2 separate regions of the Homo sapiens genome follow, and region 2 is linked to region 1. A link is an interaction called in ENCODE POLR2A ChIA-PET data of the cell type or tissue named here. Cell type or tissue: OCI-LY7. All regions are shown on one strand. Each heading gives the region's core, and the rest is flanking DNA. Links, peaks and the distances in the headings are about the cores only.

Evidence for each region. Peaks named below come from ENCODE experiments on the same cell type or tissue, not always from the same donor. Only the 100,000 strongest peaks of a DNase experiment are listed, where the experiment ranks them.
Region 2: POLR2A ChIA-PET joins it to region 1 with 5 read pairs; 2 of 35 experiments call an interaction of 5 or more read pairs at or near these places.

The regions. Positions count from the first base shown.
Region 1 is chr1:32,254,670-32,265,220 of GRCh38, forward strand. All of the region lies in intron 1 of LCK (LCK proto-oncogene, Src family tyrosine kinase), which reads left to right. Among named protein-coding and RNA genes, the nearest start is that of LCK, 8.7 kb to the left of the region's middle. RefSeq lists a silencer at 10,226-10,525. In OCI-LY7, for the core only: no CTCF peak of the experiment used is centred there; a DNase peak (open chromatin) is centred at 6,522; H3K4me3 peaks cover 608 bases; H3K27ac peaks cover 3,139 bases.
Region 2 is chr1:32,436,536-32,444,311 of GRCh38, forward strand. No RefSeq gene overlaps it. Among named protein-coding and RNA genes, the nearest start is that of ZBTB8B, 25 kb to the right of the region's middle. RefSeq lists an enhancer at 1,577-2,360. In OCI-LY7, for the core only: no CTCF peak of the experiment used is centred there; no DNase peak of the experiment used is centred there.

The sequences.
Region 1 (10,551 bases), core at 2,377-7,376:
GCCCGGCTAATTTTGTGTTTTTAGTAGAGATGGGGTTTCTCCATGTTGGTCAGGCTGATCTTGAACTCCCGATCTCAGGTGATCCGCCTGCCTCAGCCTCCCAAAGTGCTGGGATTACAGGCATGAGCCACCTCGCCCGGCTGTTTTTGTTTCTAATTACAAAATTAGCACATTGCTGTTTTAAAAACACTCAAACAGGCCAGGCACAGTGGCTCGCACCTGTAATCCTAGCACTTTGGGGGGCCGTGATGGGAGGATCACATGGGCCCAGGAGTTTGAGACCTGCCTGGGCAACATAGGCAGACCCCATCTCTATTTAATTATTTAAAAAAAAAATAAAATTTAAAACTCAAACAGTAAGAGGCATATAAAGAAATACAAGAAATGCAGCCTCCTCCAATCCCACTTCTGGGATATGCCCATCGTGAAAAATTTGGTGTGTGTCCTTCCAGATTTTCCCATGTATGGCTGCTGAAAAACATGGAGGTTAAGTCTAGTCTCTGCAGGCTGGCAGACCGGGACTCACTTCACAACTCCACTGCTCATTTGTTTGTTATGAGGCCTCAGACAAATCATTTTACCTGGTTTGGGCCTCAGTCTTTGCATCTGTAAAATGGGGATAATAATAGCACTTCATAGGATTATTATGAGAATTACATGAAATAATGCAAATAAAGGCTTAGCACAGAGCTTATTTAAAAGAATCCCCTGTATACATATGTCAATGCAAATAGGCATATACTCTGCATTCTGTTCTGCAACTTGCTTGCCATGGTGTATGCGGGATGTCTTTCCGTGTCAATACATGTCAATACAAAATACCTCATCCTTTTAACTGTTTCACTAAACGTTAGCTTGGTAAATGGTTAACGGTGGTGATTTTGAAATGTTACTTCCTGGCAAGTGTTGCTGTCATGTGCGGCCATGTTGTCGGCAGTCACAGATATTATTGATCAGTGAGCTAACTACAAGCCTTATAGCCTCCTGTGAAAATGAAGTGACCCACCAGAGGGGCACCCACCTCTGTCACAGAGGGCAGGGCCAAATGCATGGGACGCTCTCTGTCTGCTTACTTCTGCATCCTCAGCTCTAGGTCAGAATCTGGCACATAGGAGGTACCCATTAAATTTATTTTTTTTTTTTTTTTTTTTGAGACAGTGTCTCAGTCTGTTGCCCCGGCTGGGGCACATGGTGTGATCATAGCTCACTGTAACTTCACACACCTGGGCTTGAGTGGTTCTCCCACCTCAGCTTCCTGAGTAGCCTAGGACTACAGATGTGTACCACCATGCCCAGCTAATTATAAAAAAATTCTTGGCCAGGCACAGTGGCTCATGCCTATAATCCCAATACTTTGGGAGGCTGAGGCAGGAAGATCTCTTGAGACTAGGCATTCAAGACTAGCCTGGGCAACATAGCAACACCCCGTCTCTATTAAAACATAATAATAACAATACAATTTATTTATTTATTTATTTAGTTATTTATAGATGGAGTCTTGCTCTGTCACCCAGGCTGGAGTGCAGTGGCACTATCTCAGCTCACTGCAACCTCTGTCTCCGGGTTCAAGCAATTCTCCTGCCTCAGCTTCCCAAGTAGCTGGGACTATAGGCACATGCCACCAAGCCCGGCTAACTTTTGTATTTTTAGTAGAAATGGGGTTTCTACTAAACTCCCAACACTTTGGGAGGGTGAGGTGGGTGCATCATCTGAGGTCAGGAGTTTGAAACCAGCCTGGCCAACATGGTGAAACCCTGTCTCTACTAAAAATACAACAAATTAGCCAGGCGTGGTGGCAGGCGCCTGTAATCCCAGTTACTTGGGAGGCTGAGACAGGAGAATTGCTTGAACTCGGGAAGTGGAGGTTGCAGTGAACCGAGATCGTGCCATTGCACTCCAGCCTGGGCAACAAGAGCAAAACTCTGTCTTAAAAAAAAAAAGTGTGTGGAGATAAGATCTCACTATTTTGCCCAAGCTGCACTCACACTATGTATGGTCTCAAGCAATCGTCCTACCTCACCCATTACATTTTTGTCAATAGGCCAGCTCCTTTAATCCACAAGCAGCAGCCTAAGCCCAAAGTTCTCTCTTGCAGTGTGGCATTTCCTAAAATATGACCTGTACACCACTCAGGTGTGTAAGTGATTTTAGGGGATAATGGATGACCATTTACGAATGTTAATTTATGTGTTTATTTTAGTGTGCGCTGTTGTTTCACTTCTATTTATGTCTCATGATTCTGGTTTTCCATTTATGGTAGTAAAGTTTCCATTTTAGGTACATATATCAAACGTGAAAAGGTAGCCCGTGGAAGTGCCAAAAATCATGAAGGAAAATGAAAATGATCAATCATTTTAGCCTGAAAGATGTTTAAGGCCAGTGTCTATGTAGCAAGCACTATGTTAAGCATTTTATTATATGAGATCATCTATATATCACGTATAATGCTCACCACAGCCAGCCTTAGATGCAAGTCTTATTTTTGTCATCATTTTGCTGATGAAGGAACTGAGGGAAGTGCAGAGGTTTAGTAAGCTGCCCAACAACCTTCTGCCAGTAAGTCTTGTTTTTTTTTTTTTTGTTTTTTTTGTTTTTTTGAGACAAGGTCTTGCTCTGTCGCCTAGGCTGGAGCGTAGTGGCCCAATCTTGGCTAACTGTAGCCTTGACCTCCCCAATCTCAGGTGATCCTCTCACCTCAGCCTCCCAAGTAGCTGGGACCACAAGCATGGGACACAAAGTCCGGCTAATTTTTGTATTTTTTTTGTACCGACGGGGTTTTGCCATGTTGCCCAGGCTGGTCTCAAACTCCTGGGCTCACGTATCTGTCTGCCCACCTTAGCCTCCCAAAGTGCTGGGATTATAGGTGTGAACCACCACGCCTGGTGCCCTTCTGCCAGCAAGTGATTGGGAGAACCTGGATTGAATTTGGGTTGCCATGGCATGGACATGGTGAACTGAGCTTCCAGAGCTGCCAGACTCCCAGAAACGTTTATAAAGCAGTGTGGATTGCCAAGCTGTAAGTAAGGCTCCATCCTAATAAAACTGTCCATGATACAAAAAGCACACCAAAGTACCCAAGGGAGCGGACTCAGTAAAAGGGATTATCAGGTATATTCACGTTACTGGTTGGGGGACTTCTACTAAAATACCAATTAGAATAATTGCTCTATATCCCTTATTTATAGCGATACTTGACTAGCAGAATCAGTTCTATGTTCAAGACACTCCCAATTTGTGAAAATAAATCCATTTTGTTTGCATCCAAAATAATGCTTTTTTTTTTGTTCTCTCTGTGTCGAGAGGCTACAGAGTTCATTCAAAAAAGGTATTAAGCCAGGTGTGGTGGCTTGCACCTATAATCACAGCATTTTGGGAGGCCAAAGCAAGGGGACTGCTTGAGCCCAGGAGCTCAAGACCAGCCTGGGGAACATAGGCAGACCCCGTCTCTACAAAAAATAAAAAAATTAACTGGGCTTGGTGGTGTGTACCTGTGGTCCCAGCTACTCAGGAGGCTGAGGTGGGAGGATCACTTGAGCCCAGGTGGTTGAGGCTGCAGTGAGCCATGATCATGCCACCGCACTCCAGCCTGGGCAACAGAGTGAGATCCCATCTCTAAAGGAAAAAAAAAAAAAAGAGAGAGAGCGGAATTAAAGCCAGGTGCAGTGGCTCCTGCCTGTAATCCCAGCTATTCGGGAGGCTGAGGTGGGAGGATTACTTGAGGCCAGAAGTTTCAGGTTGCAGTGAGCTACAATCATGTGCTGTACTACTCCAGCCTGGGTGACAGAGTGAGATGTGAGACTCCATCTCTTTAAAAAAAAAAAAAAAAACCAGGCTGGGCGCAGTGGCTCACACCTGTAATCCCAGCACTTTGGGAGGCGGAGGCAGGTGGATCACAACATCAGAAGTTCGAGACCAGCCTGACCAACATAGTGAAACTAAAATTAGTTTCTACTAAAAAACACGTCTCTACTAAAAATACAAAAAATTAGCTAGGCATGGTGGCGGGTGCCTGTAATCCCAGCTACTCGGGAGGCTGAGGCAGGAGAATCGCTTGAACCTGGGAGGTGGAGGTTGCAGTGAGCTGAGATCACGTCACTGCACTCCAGCCTGGGCAACAGTGCGAGACTCCGTCTCAAAAAAAAAAAAAAAAAAAACCCAGCCTGTGTGACGTGGTGAGACCCTGTCCCTACTAAAAATACAAAAATTATCCAGGCGTGGTGTTGCCCACCCATAGTGCCAGCTACTCAGGAGGCTGAGGTAGGAGGATCACCTGAGCTATGGGAGGTCGAGGCTGCAGTGAGCCATGATTGTGTCACTGCACTCCAGTCTGGGCCACAGAGTGAGATACCATCTCAAAAAAAAAAAAAGTATTATGTATTTAAACAAATATGAAAAAGGAGGTAGCCCAGGACACATCCCTGATTTACCCACTAGAAATTAATTACTGACGGGGCACGGTAGCCCATGCCTGTAATCCCAGCACTTTAAGGGGCTGAGGCAGTGGATTGCTTAAGCTCAGGAGTTTGAGACTAGCCTGAGCAACATGGCAAAACCCTGTCTCTACAAAAATTAAAAAAATACAAAAATTACCCGGGCCCTCTCATTCACAGCTTCTCAGGTAAAAAAAAAAAAAGAAAAAGAAAAAGAAAAAAAAAATAGCTGGAGGCTGGGTGCGGTGGCTCATGCCACACCTGTAATCCCACACTTTGGGAGGCCAATGCAGGCAGATCACTTGAGGCCAAGAGTTCTAGACTACCCTGGCCAACATGGTGAAACCCCATCTCTACTAAAAATACAAACATTAGCCAGGTGTGGTGGCACACGCCTGTAGTCCCAGCTCCTCGGGAGGCTGAGGTAGGATAATTGCTTGAACCTGGGAGGCAGAGGTTGCAGTGAGCCGAGATTGCACCACTGCACTCCAGCCTGGGCGATAGAGTGAGACTTCATCTAAAAAAATAAAAATAATAATAATAATAATAATGATAATAATAATAGCCAGGCGTGGTGGCACATGCCTGTTGTCCCAGTTACTCAGGAGGCTGAGGTGGGAGGATTGCTTGAGCCCGGGAGGTCGAGGCTTCAGTGAGCTGTGATTTTGCCACTGCACTCCAGTGGCACAAGAGAGCAAGAGAGCAAGAGGGCAAGACCCTGTCTCAAAATAAAATAAAATAAAGAAAGAAATTATTTGCCATGCCTGCTAGCCCTGATTCTTGATATTGCTTGATATTGTCATGAGGGTTCTATGTGGGCATGAATAGCTAAGGCTCTTTATTGAACATGGGCAGCTTTGTCATTAATCAAGTCTGGGTCGGGGCAAAGGCGAAGAAAATGTTTTAAATGATTCATTTTTTTTTAATTTTATTTTTATTTTTATTTTATTTTATTTTATTTTTGAGACAGAGTCTTGCTCTGTCGCCACGCTGGAGTGCAGTCCCGGGTTTAAGCAATTCTCCTGCCTCAGCCTTCCGAGTAGCTGGGACTACAGGTGTGCACCACCACGTTCAGCTAATTTTTTGTATTTTTAGTAGAGATGAGGTTTCGCCATGTTGGCCAGAATGGTCTCGATCTCTTGACCTCATGATCCACCCACCTCAGCCTCCCAAAGTGTTGGGGTTACAGGTGTGAACCACTGCGCCTGGCCTTTTATTTTTATTTTTACAGAGACAAAGTCTCACTATGTTGCCCAGGCTGGTCTTGAACTTCTGAGCTCAAGTGATTTTCCCATCTCGGCCCTAGGATTACAGGCGTGAGCCTCCAGCCCTGGCTATTCTAAATGATTTCTGACAGATTTTGCCATGAGGTGGTCCAGAGTACAACAATGGTCTGCAGTAGAATAGTCTGCTTGTTCTTTTTTCTTTTTTACTTTTTGTGCTCTACATGTTCAGAGAAACTGAACTAAAGAAATGATCCCTAAAGGAAGTATAGTCTTGTCTGCTGTTTTTTGTGTTGCTTTGTTTGTTTTGTTTTGTTTGAGAGAGGTTCTTGCTCTTTCCCCCAGGCTAGAGTACAGTGGTATGATATTGGCTCACTGCAACCTCAACCTCCTGGGCTCAGCGATCCTCCTACCTTAACCTCCTGAGTAGCTAGGACTACAGGCGTGCACCACCACACCTGGTTAATTTTTGTATTTTTTGTAGAGATGAGTTCTCACCATGTTGCCCAGGTTGGTCTTGAACTCCTGGCCTCGAGTGATCCTTCCACTTTGGCCTTCCAAAATGTTGAGATTACTGGCGTGAGCCATTGCATCCGACCACCTGCCTGTTCTTGATGTAAAGCATTGGCCCAAGAAACTCAGCCACGAAGCTGGCACACATTTTGGACAAAATGTTCAATAAATCAATAGGTCTATAGTTGGAGGAGAAAAAATGTTAACTTAAAAATTTTTTTTAATTTAATTTAATTAATTTTTTCTTTTTTTGAGACAGGGTCCCCTGTCGCCCAGACTGGTGTGCAGTGGTATAATCACGGCTCACTGCAGCCTTGACTTCCTGGGCTCAGTGATCCTCCCACTTCAGCCTCCTGGGTAGCTAGGACTACAGGCAAATGCCATCACGCCATCATGCTTGGCTAATTTTTTTTTTTTTTTTTTTTTTTTTGAGACAGAGTCTCACTCCATGGACCAGGCTGGAGTGCAGTGGCGTGATGTCCACTCACTGCAACCTCCGCTTCCCCAGTTCAAGAGATTCTCCTGCTGGCCGGGCATGGTGGTGGCTCAAGCCTGTAATCCCAGCACTTTGGGAGGCCGAGGTGGGCGGATCACGAAGTCAGGAGTTCAAGACCAGCCTAGCCAACATAGTGAAACCCCGTCTCTACTAAAAATACAAAAATTAGCTGGGCCTGGTGGAACGTGACTGTAATCCCAGCTACTTGGGAGGCTGAGGCAGGATAATCACTTGAACCTGGGAGTTGGAGGTTGCAGTGAGCCGAGATCGTGCCACTGCTCCCTAGCCTGGGCGACACAGTGAGACTCTGTCCTCTGTCTCAAAAAAAAAAAAAAAAAAAGGGCCAGGTGTGGTGGCTTACACCTGTAATCTCAGCACTTTGGAGGCCGAGGTGGGCAGATCATGAGGTCAGGAGTTTAAGACCAGCCTGACCAACATGGTGAAACCCCGTCTCTACTAAAAATACAAAAATTAGCCGGGCATACTAGGCGCATGCCTCCAATCCCAGCTACTCCGGAGGCTGAGGCAGGAGAATCGCTTGAACCTGGGAGGCAGAGGTTGCAGTGAACCGAGATCACACCATTGCACTCCAGCCTGGGCAACAGAACTAGACTCTGTCAGAAAAAAAAAAAAAAAAAAAAAAAGAGATTCTCCTGCCTCAGCCTCCCAAGTAGCTCAAGTAGCTGGGACTACAGTCACGTGCCACCACACCCAGATAATCTTTGTATTTTTAGTAGAGATGGGGTTTCACCATGTTGGCCAGGCTGGTCTCAAAATCCAGACCTCAAGTGATTCACCTGCCTCGGCCTCCCAAAGTGCTGGGGTTACAGGTGTGAGCCACGGCCCCCGGTAGCCGGACGCCGGCCACTAATTATATAGCTGAGCATGGTCGGGTGCCGTGGCTCACACCTGTAATCCCAGCACTTTGGGAAGCCGAGGCAGGTGAATCACTTGAGGACTGGATTTTGAGACCAGCCTGGCCAACATGGTGAAACCCCATCTCTGCTAAAAATACAAAAATCAGCTGGGTGTGGTGGTGCGTGCCTATAATCCCAGCTACTTGGGAGGCTGTGGCAGGAGAATCTCTTTTTCTTTTCTTTTTTTTTTTTTTGATGGAGTCTAGTTCTGTCACCCAGGCTTGAGTGCAATGGCGCGATCTCGGCTCACTGCAACCTCTGTCTCCTGGGTTCAAGCGATTCTCCTGCCTCAGCCTCCTGAGTAGCTGGGATTACAAGCATGCGCCTAGTACACCTGGCTAATTTTTGTATTTTTAGTAGAGACGGGGTTTCACCATGTTGGTCAGGCTGCTCTCGAACTCCTGGGCTCAAGGAGTCCTACTGCCTCAGCCTCCCAAAGTGCTGGGATTACAGGCGTGAGTCACCATGCCCAGACTCCTTCTGGTCTTAGTTTGATAAAGATTGCTGAGTAGCCAACATGATCTAACCAGGTTAATAAATGAGGTCAGTAAAAAGAAAATCAAAATTAAAGCTTAATATAAATTTCTCATTGTCTGAAAGAAAGAAGTGGAGGAAGGGAGAAAAAAAAAAAAAAAAAAACAGATGAAAGGAATCCCCAGGGCTCCCAGAACCAGCAATGAGGGCAGATTCTGGGGTGAATGAAACAGGACATTCTTTTCTCCCAATTTAGGAATCCAAGGTCACGAGTAAGAATTTCATAGATTCGAGGCTGCCTCTGACTAGGGCATGTAATGTTCTCAGTCAAACTTAAGGCTGCCCGTGGTCCACAGAACATTTTGTGATGATTATAAAAAGGCCACAGGCCAGGTCTGGTGACTCATGCCTGTCATCCCAGCACTTTGGGAAGCGGAGGTGGGCAGGCCACTTGAGGTTGGGAGTTCGAGACCAACCTGGCCAACATGGTGAAACCCTGTCTCTACTAAAAATAATAAAAATTAGCGGGCATGGTGGTGCATGCCTGTAATCTCAGCTACTTGGGAGGCTCAAACAGGAGAAATTGCTTGAACCCAGGATGTGGAGGTTGCAGTCAGCTGCGATTGTGCCACTGCACTCCAGCCTGGGGGACAGAGGAAGACTCCGTCTCAAAATAAATAAAATAAATAAATAAATAAATAAATAAATAAATAAATAAATAAATAAAAATTAGACTGGGCATGGTGGCCCATGCCTGCCATCCCAACACTTTCGGAGTCTGAGGTGGGAGGACTGCTTGAGCCCATGAGTTTGAGACCAGCCTGGGCAACATGGTGAAACCTTGTCACTGCAAAAAAGTAAAAATAAAAGGCTGGGCATGGTGGCTTATGCCTGTAATCCCAGCACTTTGGGAGGCCAAGGTGGCAGGTTAGTAATCCCAGCACTTTGGGAGGCCAAGGTGGCAGGTTACTTGAGCCCAGGAGTTCAAGACCAGACTGGCCAACATGGTGAAACCCCATCATTACAAAAAACACAAAAATTAGTCAGGCTTGGTGGCATGGGCCTGCAGTCCCCACTACTCAGGAGGCTGAGGTAAGAGGATCCCTTGAGCACAGGAGGCAGGAGTTTGCAGTGAGCTGAGACAGTGCCACTGCACTGCACTCCAGCCTGTGCGACAGAGCAAGACCCTGTTTAAAAAAAAAAAAAGAAGAAGACCGGAAGGATGGGGTATACCCACATTTTGTATAAACAGATGTATGCCTATATGACTTCACAATTACATAGGGACGGTCGCTGCTATTCATAGTCTCATTCTGTTATATATCCCTCTGCACACACAGACTCCTGCAAACCCACAGATATGCACCCATAAGCACAGGGCTCACTGCATATGTTTTCATATGCACAGACTTGCATTCAACAGGCAGGTAAATATATACCCAGAAACGTGCATTCCAGGTAGAGGGGGGATTGTCTTGAAGAGAAAAGCCTTTGTTAACAGCACAGTGGTCAAATTTTTGATGGGAAATGGACCCTACCCTGTCAGACCTGCCTTCCTGCCTCACATTCTCCTAGACCTCTCAGCCCTCCCCCTCCACCCTTAGACTTTCCAGGGAGTGAAAAGTAGAGGAGAGGATCTTGATAAAGGATGTAGGAGCCAAGCCAGGCATATGCCAGCAATCCCAGCTATTTGGGAGGCTGAGGTGGGAGAAGCGCTTGAGCCCAGGAGTTAGAGACCAGCCTGGGCAACGTAGTGAGACCTCGTCTAAAAAAAAAAGGATGTAAGGTTTTGATATGAGTTTTGCATCTGCCAGGAACCCTCAGTGTATTATTGGGACAATCACTGAACCTCTCCTTTTCCCCAGTTTTAAAATGAGGCTGATGAACTGTATTTGTGTTTCCTAAACTCTTGTGAAGACAAAGTGTCTTTTACCATTCCCTGTTCTACACTCCCTCTTCCCCACATGGATCTCATGATTTTAAAGTTTTTACCTACTAAGCTACCTCATTTAGATGCAAATTTTCTTATTTTCAAGTTAAAAAAATTTTTCTTTTAATAGAGAAAGGGTCTCACCACGTTGCCCAGGCTGGTCTCAAACTCCGGGGCTCAATCGATCCTCTCTCCTCAGCCTCCCAAAGTGCTGGGATTACAGGTGTGAGTCACTGCACCTGGCCTCAAGTTTACATTTTAATCAAAGATTTGGCTGGGCACAGTGGCTCTCGCTTGTAATCTCAGCACTTTGGGAGGCCGAGGCAGGTGGATCACCTGAGGTCAGGAGTTCAAGACCAGCTTGGGCAACATGGTGAAACCTCATCTCTACTAAAAATAGAGAGATTAGCTGGGCGTGGCGGCACGTGCCTGTAATCCCAGCTGCTCGGGAGGCTGAGGCACGGAGGTTGCAGTGAGCCAAGATTGCGCCACTGCACTCCAGCCTGGGTGACAGAGTGAGACTTTGTCTCAAAAAAAAAAAAAAATGTAATCAGCGATTTAATTAAGT
Region 2 (7,776 bases), core at 1-5,000, 180 kb after region 1:
ATTTGCCCCCACCCAGGACTGGCAAATTAGCTTTACTCAACATGCCCCAAGTCAGATAACTAAAATACCTCTTAGTCTAGGTAGACACTTTCACTGGATAGGTACAGGCCTTTCCTACAGGGTTTGAGAAGACACCGCAGTCATTTCTTCCCTTCTGTCAGACATAATTCCTCAGTTTAGCCTTCCCACCTCTATACAGTCTGACAACAGACCAGCCTTTATTAGTCAAATCAGCCAAGCAGTTTTTCATGCTCTTGGTATTCAGTGAAACCTTTATATCCCTTACGGTCCTCCATCTTCAGGAAAAGTAGAACAGACTAAAGGTCTTTTAAAAACACACCTCACCAAGCTCAGCCACCAACTTAAAAAGGACTGGACAATACTTTTACCACTTTCCCTTCTCAGAAGTCAGACCTGTCCTCAGAATGCTACAGGGTACAGCCCATTTGAGCTCCTGTATAGACGCTCCTTTTTATTAGGCCCCAGTCTCATTCCAGACACCAGACCAACTTAGACTGTGCCCCCCAAAAAAACTTGTCATCCCTACTATCTTCTGTCTAGTCATACTCCTATTCTCCATTCTCAACTACTTATAAATGCCCTACTCTTGTTTACACTGCTGGTTTACACTGTTTCTCCAAGCCATCACAGCTGATATCTCCTGGTGCTATCCTCAAACTGCCACTCTTAACTCTTGAAGTAAATAAATAATCTTTGCTGACAGGACTATGCTGAATCTCCTTAGGCACTCTAATTAGATGTCCTCGGTCCTCCCAATTCTTAGACCTTTAATACCTGTTTTTCTTCTTCTCTTATTCCGTTTAGTTTTTCAATTCATACAAAACCGTATCCAAGCCATCACTAATAATTCTAAATGACAAATGTTTCTTCTAACAGTCTCACAATATCACCCCTTACCACAAAATCTTCCTTCAGCTTAATCTCTCCCACTCTAGGTTCCCACACCACCCCTAATCCCGCTCGAAGCAGCCCTGAGAAACATCGCCCATTATCTCTCCATACCACCCCCAAAAATTTTCACCGTCCCAACACTTTACCACTATTTCATTTTATTTTTCTTATTAATATAAGAAGACAGGAATGTCAGGCCTCTGAGCCCAAGCTAAGCCATCATATCCCCTGTGACCTGCACGTACACATCCAGATGGCTGGTTCATGATATTCCACCACAAAAGAAGTGAAAATGGCCAGTCCTTGCCTTAAGTGATGACATTACCTTGTGAAAGTCCCTTTCCTGGCTCATCCTGGCTCAAAAAGCTCCCCCACTGAGCACCTTGCGACCCCCACTCCTGCCTGCCAGAGAACAAACCCCCTTTGACTGTAATTTTCCTTTATCTACCCAAATCCTATAAAACGGCCCCACCCTTATCTCCCTTCACTGACTCTCTTTTCGGACTCAGCCCACCTGCACCCAGGTGAAATAAACAGCCATGTTGCTCACACAAAGCTTGGTTGGTGGTCTCTTCACAGAGACATGCATGAAAGTCAGGGCTTCTTTTCTTTTCTTTTGTTTTTTTGAGACAGATAGGGTCTTGCTCTGTTACCCATGCTGGAGTGCAGCAGCACAATGATAGTGTAAACCAAAAATAAAATTCTAAACCCACAACTGACAGGTGAGCCCTCTTCTTGGCCAAGGGCATTCCAAAGTTAACCTGAAAAACTAGTTCAGGCCATGATGAGAAGTGGGGGTCCAACATGCTTCAGTATATCCTCCTCCCTTTTGGAATTCAGGCACAGCTGGCCAGATTAACATCAATGCAGAGACCTTAAGACTGGCAGAACAGGCTAGTTAAATCTGATGAGAAACATTCACAATCTATTCTCTCTGAAGCCTGCTACCTGGAGGCTTCATCTGCATGATAAAACTCTGGTCTTCACAACCCCTTATCTTAACCCAGACATTCCTTTCCATTGATTCCAGGTCTTTAGGTAAACTCTTTCAACCAATTGCTAATTCGAATATTTTTGGAGCCTCAGGACCAACAGAATAGGATTAAAAAAAAAAAAGAAAATTTTTGAATCCACCTATGACCTAGAAGTCCTTTTACCACCCCACCTCCAGTTGTCCCATCTTTCTGGACCAAACCAGAAAGTTTACATCTTACATGTATTGATTGGTGTCTTACGTCTTCCTAAGATGTATAAAACCAAGCTGTAGCCCAACCACCTTGGGCACATGTTTTCAGGATCTCCTGGGGGTGTCTCATGGGCACGGGCCATTAGTCACTCATATTTGGCTCAGAATAAATCTCTTCAAATATTTTACAGAGTTCAACTCTTTTCATTGACAAGAGTTCACTGCAACCTTGAACTCACTGCCTGAGCCTTCCAAGTAGCTGGGACTACAGGTGTGCACCACCTTGCTGAGCTAATTTTTAAATTTTTTGTAGAGAAGGGGTCTTGCTATATTGCCCAGGCTAGTCTCCAACTCTTGACCTCAAACAATCCTTCCATCTTGGCCCCCTGAAGTCCTGGTACTACAGGCATGAACCACTGTTCGCAGCCCACAGCTTCTTTTCTGTCTTACTGCTTGAGCTGGGACATCTTTTTTTTTTTTTTTTTTTTGAGACAGAGTTTCGCTTTTGTTGCCCAGGCTGGAGTGCAATGGCGCCATCTCGGCTCAACACAACCCTCGCCTCCTAGGTTCAAGCAATTCTCCTGCCTCAGCCTCCCAACTAGCTGGGATTACAGGCATGCACCACCACGCCTGGCTAATTTTGTATTTTTAGGAGAGATGGGATTTCTCCATGTTGGTCAGGCTGGTCTCGAACTCCCGACCTCAGGTGATCCGCCTGCCTCAGCCTCCCAAAGTGCTGGGATTACAGGCGTGTGCCACCATGCCCGGTGAGCTGGGACATCTTATTTTATGCTACACTTAAATTGGGATTTATACCTTCATCTCCTCTGGTTCTACTGCCTTTGACTTGAATTACACCACTGATTTTCTGTGTCTCCAGCTTACAGATGGCAGATCATGGGTTTCTAAGCCTTTATGATTCCATTATAACAACCTGACAGGTTCTTCCTGCCTGCTGCACAAATGAAGACTACACCATTGCAGTGGAGAAAGAGTTTAATTAATGCCAGGCTGGTCATGTCGTGCAAGAGATGGAGTTATTACTCAAATCAATATCATCTAAAACTCATAGGTTAGGGATTTTTCAAAGGCAGTTTGGGGGAAGAGGGAGGGGTGGCTAGGAAATGGGTGCTTGCTGCTGATTGGTTGGGGGTGTAATTATAGGGGTGTGGGAAATCATCCTCCTGCATGCCAAATTGCTTCTGGGTAGGGCTACAGGAGCCATCAGCAGATGGGTCCAGGTGGAACTAGGTGTCAGACATGCAAAAAACCTGAAAAGATATCTCACAATGCCAATCTTGGGTTCTACAATAGTGATGTTATTTATAGGAGTAACTGGGAAAGTTGTATATCTTGTGACTCCTGAAATAATGGCTAGCAATCATTTATGTCTACACCTTAGCAGAATTCAGGCTCCTCTCTTCCCCCTAACCTGGTGGTCTCTCATTAGATTTACAAAGGTGGCTGAGTTTTGGGGAAAGGCTATTATCATTTACATTATAACCTAAATGTCTCCCAAAGCAAGGCTAAAGGTAAGAGGGGGATTGGCTAGAGTAAATCAGGTCTTCCCACTGTCATCATTTTCTCACTGACATAATTTTTGCAAAGGTGGTTTCACCATGAGGAATTTCTCATAATAAATCAATTTCTCTCTCTCCTTTTGGTTCTGTTTTTTAGAGAATCTCAACTAATAAATTACATAAAAGAAATCATACAAAATGTGACCTTTTGGCTGGTCATGGTAGCTTACACCTATAATAACAGCACTTTCAGAGGCTGAGGCAGGAGGCTCACTTGAGCTCAAGAGTTTGAGACCAGCCTGGGCAATACAGTGAGACCTCAACACTATTTAATTAATTAATTAATTATTTTTGAGACAAGGTCTCACTCTGTCACCCAGGCTTGAGTGCAGTGGTGTGATCACGGCTCACTGCAGTCTTGACCTCCCAGGCTCAAATGATCTTTCCACCTCTGTCTCCCAAGTAACTGGGACTACAGGTGCATGCTACTGCACCTGGCTACTTTTTGTATTTCTTATAGAGACAGGGTTTTACCATGTTGCCCATGCTGGTCTTGAACTCCTCAGCTCAAGCAATCCACCCACCTTGGCCTCCTAAAGTGGTGGGATTACAGGCATGAGCCACTGTGCCCAGCCTATTTTAATTTTTTCTTTGAAGACAAAAAATACAGGCTGGGCATGGTAGCTCACGCCTGTAATCCCAGCACTTTGGGAGGCTGAGGTGGGTGGATCACCTGAAATCAAGAGTTCGAGACCAGCCTGGCCAACATGGTGAAACCCCATCTCTACTAAAAATACAAAAATTAGCTGGACATGGTGGTAGGTGCCTGTAATCTCAGTTACTCGGGAGGCTGAGACAGGAGAATCGCTTGAACCCGGGAGGCAGAGGTTGCAGTGAGTCAAGATGGCACCACTGCACTCCAGCTGGGGCAACAGAGTGAAACTCCATCTCAAAAAAAAAAAAAAAAAGACATTTAATAGGGACTTACGAACAGAAGCCACGTCTGTCTTGGGCAGCAGTGAGATGAGATAATGGTTACCTGTGCCATTACCCCCCAAACCCAGGGCTTATTTACCATAGGGAAAGGGCATATGTGATTCAGAAGGGATGTGTAGGACAATTGCTTATAGGCAGATCTCATGGAGAGTACAAGAACATGAAGGTTATTTTGACCTAAGGGCAGGATTTATGGGAAGAATGTAATCTTACACAAGGAACGAGAAACTAAAAATCTTAGAGGCTTTCCTGGAACTGAGGTTAATCAGAAGTCAACATGGTAGACTAACATCCAGAATAGAATCGCTTTGTCCTCTTCCCTTGCCAATACTTGTTATTATCTGTTTGTTTTTGTTTTTGTTTTTGTTTGAGACAGACTCTCACTCTGTCACCCAGGATGGAGTGCACTGGAGCGATCTCGGTTCTCTGCAACCTCCGCCTCCTAGGCTCAAGTGATCCTCCCACCTCAGCCTCTTGAGTAGCTGGGATCACAGGCACGTGCCACCACACTCGGCTAATTTTTGTATTTTTTGTAGAGACAGGGTTTCGCCATGTTGCCCAGGTTGGTCTTGAACTGCGCTCAAGCAATCCGCCTGCCTCGGCCTCCCAAAGTGTTGGGATTACAGGCATGAATCATCATGCCCGATCTGTTTTTCTGATGAAGGTCATCCTGTTGGGTGTGAAGGTGTGAAGTGGTATCTCATTATGGTTTTGATTTACATTTTCTTTCTTTTTTTTTTTTTTTGAGACGGAGTCTTGCTCTGTCGCCAGGCTGGAGTGCAGTGGCACGATCTCGGGTCACTGCAACCTCTGCCTCCTGGATTCAAGCGATTCTCCTGCCTCAGCTTCCTGAGTAGCTGGGACCACAGGCATGCACCACCATGCCCAGCTAATGTTTGTATTTTTAGTGGAGGCAGGGTTTCACTATGTTGGTCAGTATGGTCTCGATCTCTTGACCTTGTGATCTGCCCGCCTTGTCCTCCCAAAGTGCTGGGATTACAGACATGAGCCACCGTGCCCAGCCTACATTTTCTCAGTTACCAATGATGTTGAGCATCGTTTCATGTGTGTATTGGACGTTTATGCTTCTTCTTTTGAGAAATGTCTATCAAGTCTTTTGCCCATTTTAAAACGAGATTTTTCATCTTTTTGTTTGTTATAAATAAAGTTTCGGTGCCACAAAATAAATAGCACTTGAGTATAAAATGTTCTTTTTAATTCTCAGCAAGGCAAGTTACTTTTATAGAAGGGTGCACCCTTACAGATAAAGCAATGGTGAGCACACACTTGGACAAGGGAGGGAAAGGAGTTTTTATCCCTGACGCACATGGCCCCTGCCGCTGTGTCATTCCCCTATTGGCTAGGGTTAGACTGCACAGGCTAAATTAATTCCGATTGGCTAATTTAAAGCGAGTGACCAGTGAGTGGCTTGGCGGGAAAATGGTTTTGCAGGGTGGCTAATGAGTCAGGGTGGAGCAGGTAGCAGGTAATCGGAATGAGTCAGTGTGGAGCAGGTAATCGAAAAAGGTTGCTCTATGAGGAAATTAAGTTTAAAAGTAGAAGGTGGCTGGGCGCGGTGGCTCACACCTGTAATCCCAGCCTTTTGGGAGGCCCAGGCGGGCAGATCACGAGGTCAGGAGATCGAGACCATCCTGGCTAACACGGTGAAACCCTGTCTCTACTAAAAATACAAAAAAGTTAGCTGGACACGGTGGCAGGCGCCTGCAGTCCTAGCTACTTGGGAGGCTCAGGCAGGAGAATCGCTTGATCCCGGGAGGCGGAGGTTGCAGTGAGCCAAGATCCGCCACTGCACTCCAGCCTGGGTGACAGAGCGAGACTCTGTCTCAAAAAAAAAAAAAAAAAAAAGTAGAAGGCAAAGAATTGAACATACTGACATATTGATTCTTTGAAAAGAAATTTAGAACTCATATCTAACAACCCCTTCTTTTGCATTTCCTTACAGCTCTTTCTTTTAGAACTCTTTTTTACCATGTCTTGGTTTAGTTGCTTTGCTTGATTTTCCAAAAGAAGAAACTTCTCTGGGTAAGGTGGAGGATAGCTAAGGGAGGTTTTAGTAAGTGCCATTTTTACGAACTCTGCACCAACCCACAGATGCATGGTGTGACACAGCACCTGACAAGAAAAAGTACACCCATTACGGCTGTGAGGGAAGTAAGAATTGAGGCTATTATTCTTTTCCATTTACTGAGCCACTTTTCTAGCCATCCTGTAAAGGGGTCATTTACCCCTGAGTTGTTGGCTAACTCATTGGATAGAGCAGTCAGATCTTGCAATGCCTTTGTTATGCTTCCGTCAGGGGTGGTGGTGTTTGGGATGAAGGTACAACACTGAGTTTTAATCATGACACAAACTCCTCCTCTTTCTGTTAATATCATGTCTAAGGCTATCCTATTTTCCCAAGCCATCTGGCTAGTAGCCCCTAATTGCTCAGCTATTCCTTTAACAGCATCTCCACTGTAGTTAATAAATCGCTATTGGTTGTAGTAGATGTAGTTTCTCCAATCTACATTTTTATTCATTGCCGCCCACCAAAATATTGACTCAAATCCTGCAGCTATTTGATTTCAGGCTTTAAACTGATTTGGTATTCCCTGTTGGACTCCAGTTGCGTTTAAATAGATGTGAGAGTCGAAAGACCCATAAGGGGCTTCTCTCGCTTTATGATGTCTTATTTTTCCTTCCTCTGGTTGATGAAATGTCAGGGTGAAAGGGATAGCCAATTGGACTAAAGCACTCCAGTTATTTGGCAGAGTGTCCAGTAAAGGTCCACCACAATACCACCACACATCTGCTTGGAGATGAACAAGGGCTAACTGATAAGCTCTTGAAAATTCTTAACTTCACTGCATCCCTTCAGGTCTCCAAGGAATGCTAAGTTTCCTTCCTGTTGTGAGAGACACGAAGTGAACTTAGTGTTGGGAGACGAAAGCTGGATGGCACTCGGGGGCTGACCTGCAAGGTGCTGGACTTTGGGATATAGCAGAGAGAGAGTGTGGCACAACTTATTACTCCAAGCTGTAGAATCCTGGAAAAGAGCCACCATGAAGCCCACGCCCAGTCGACTGGAGGACCTAGTGGAAAGGGGACAATCTGGGCCTCTGGCCTGCCGTGCGCACAAGCATAACAATTGCTTTTCTTTAA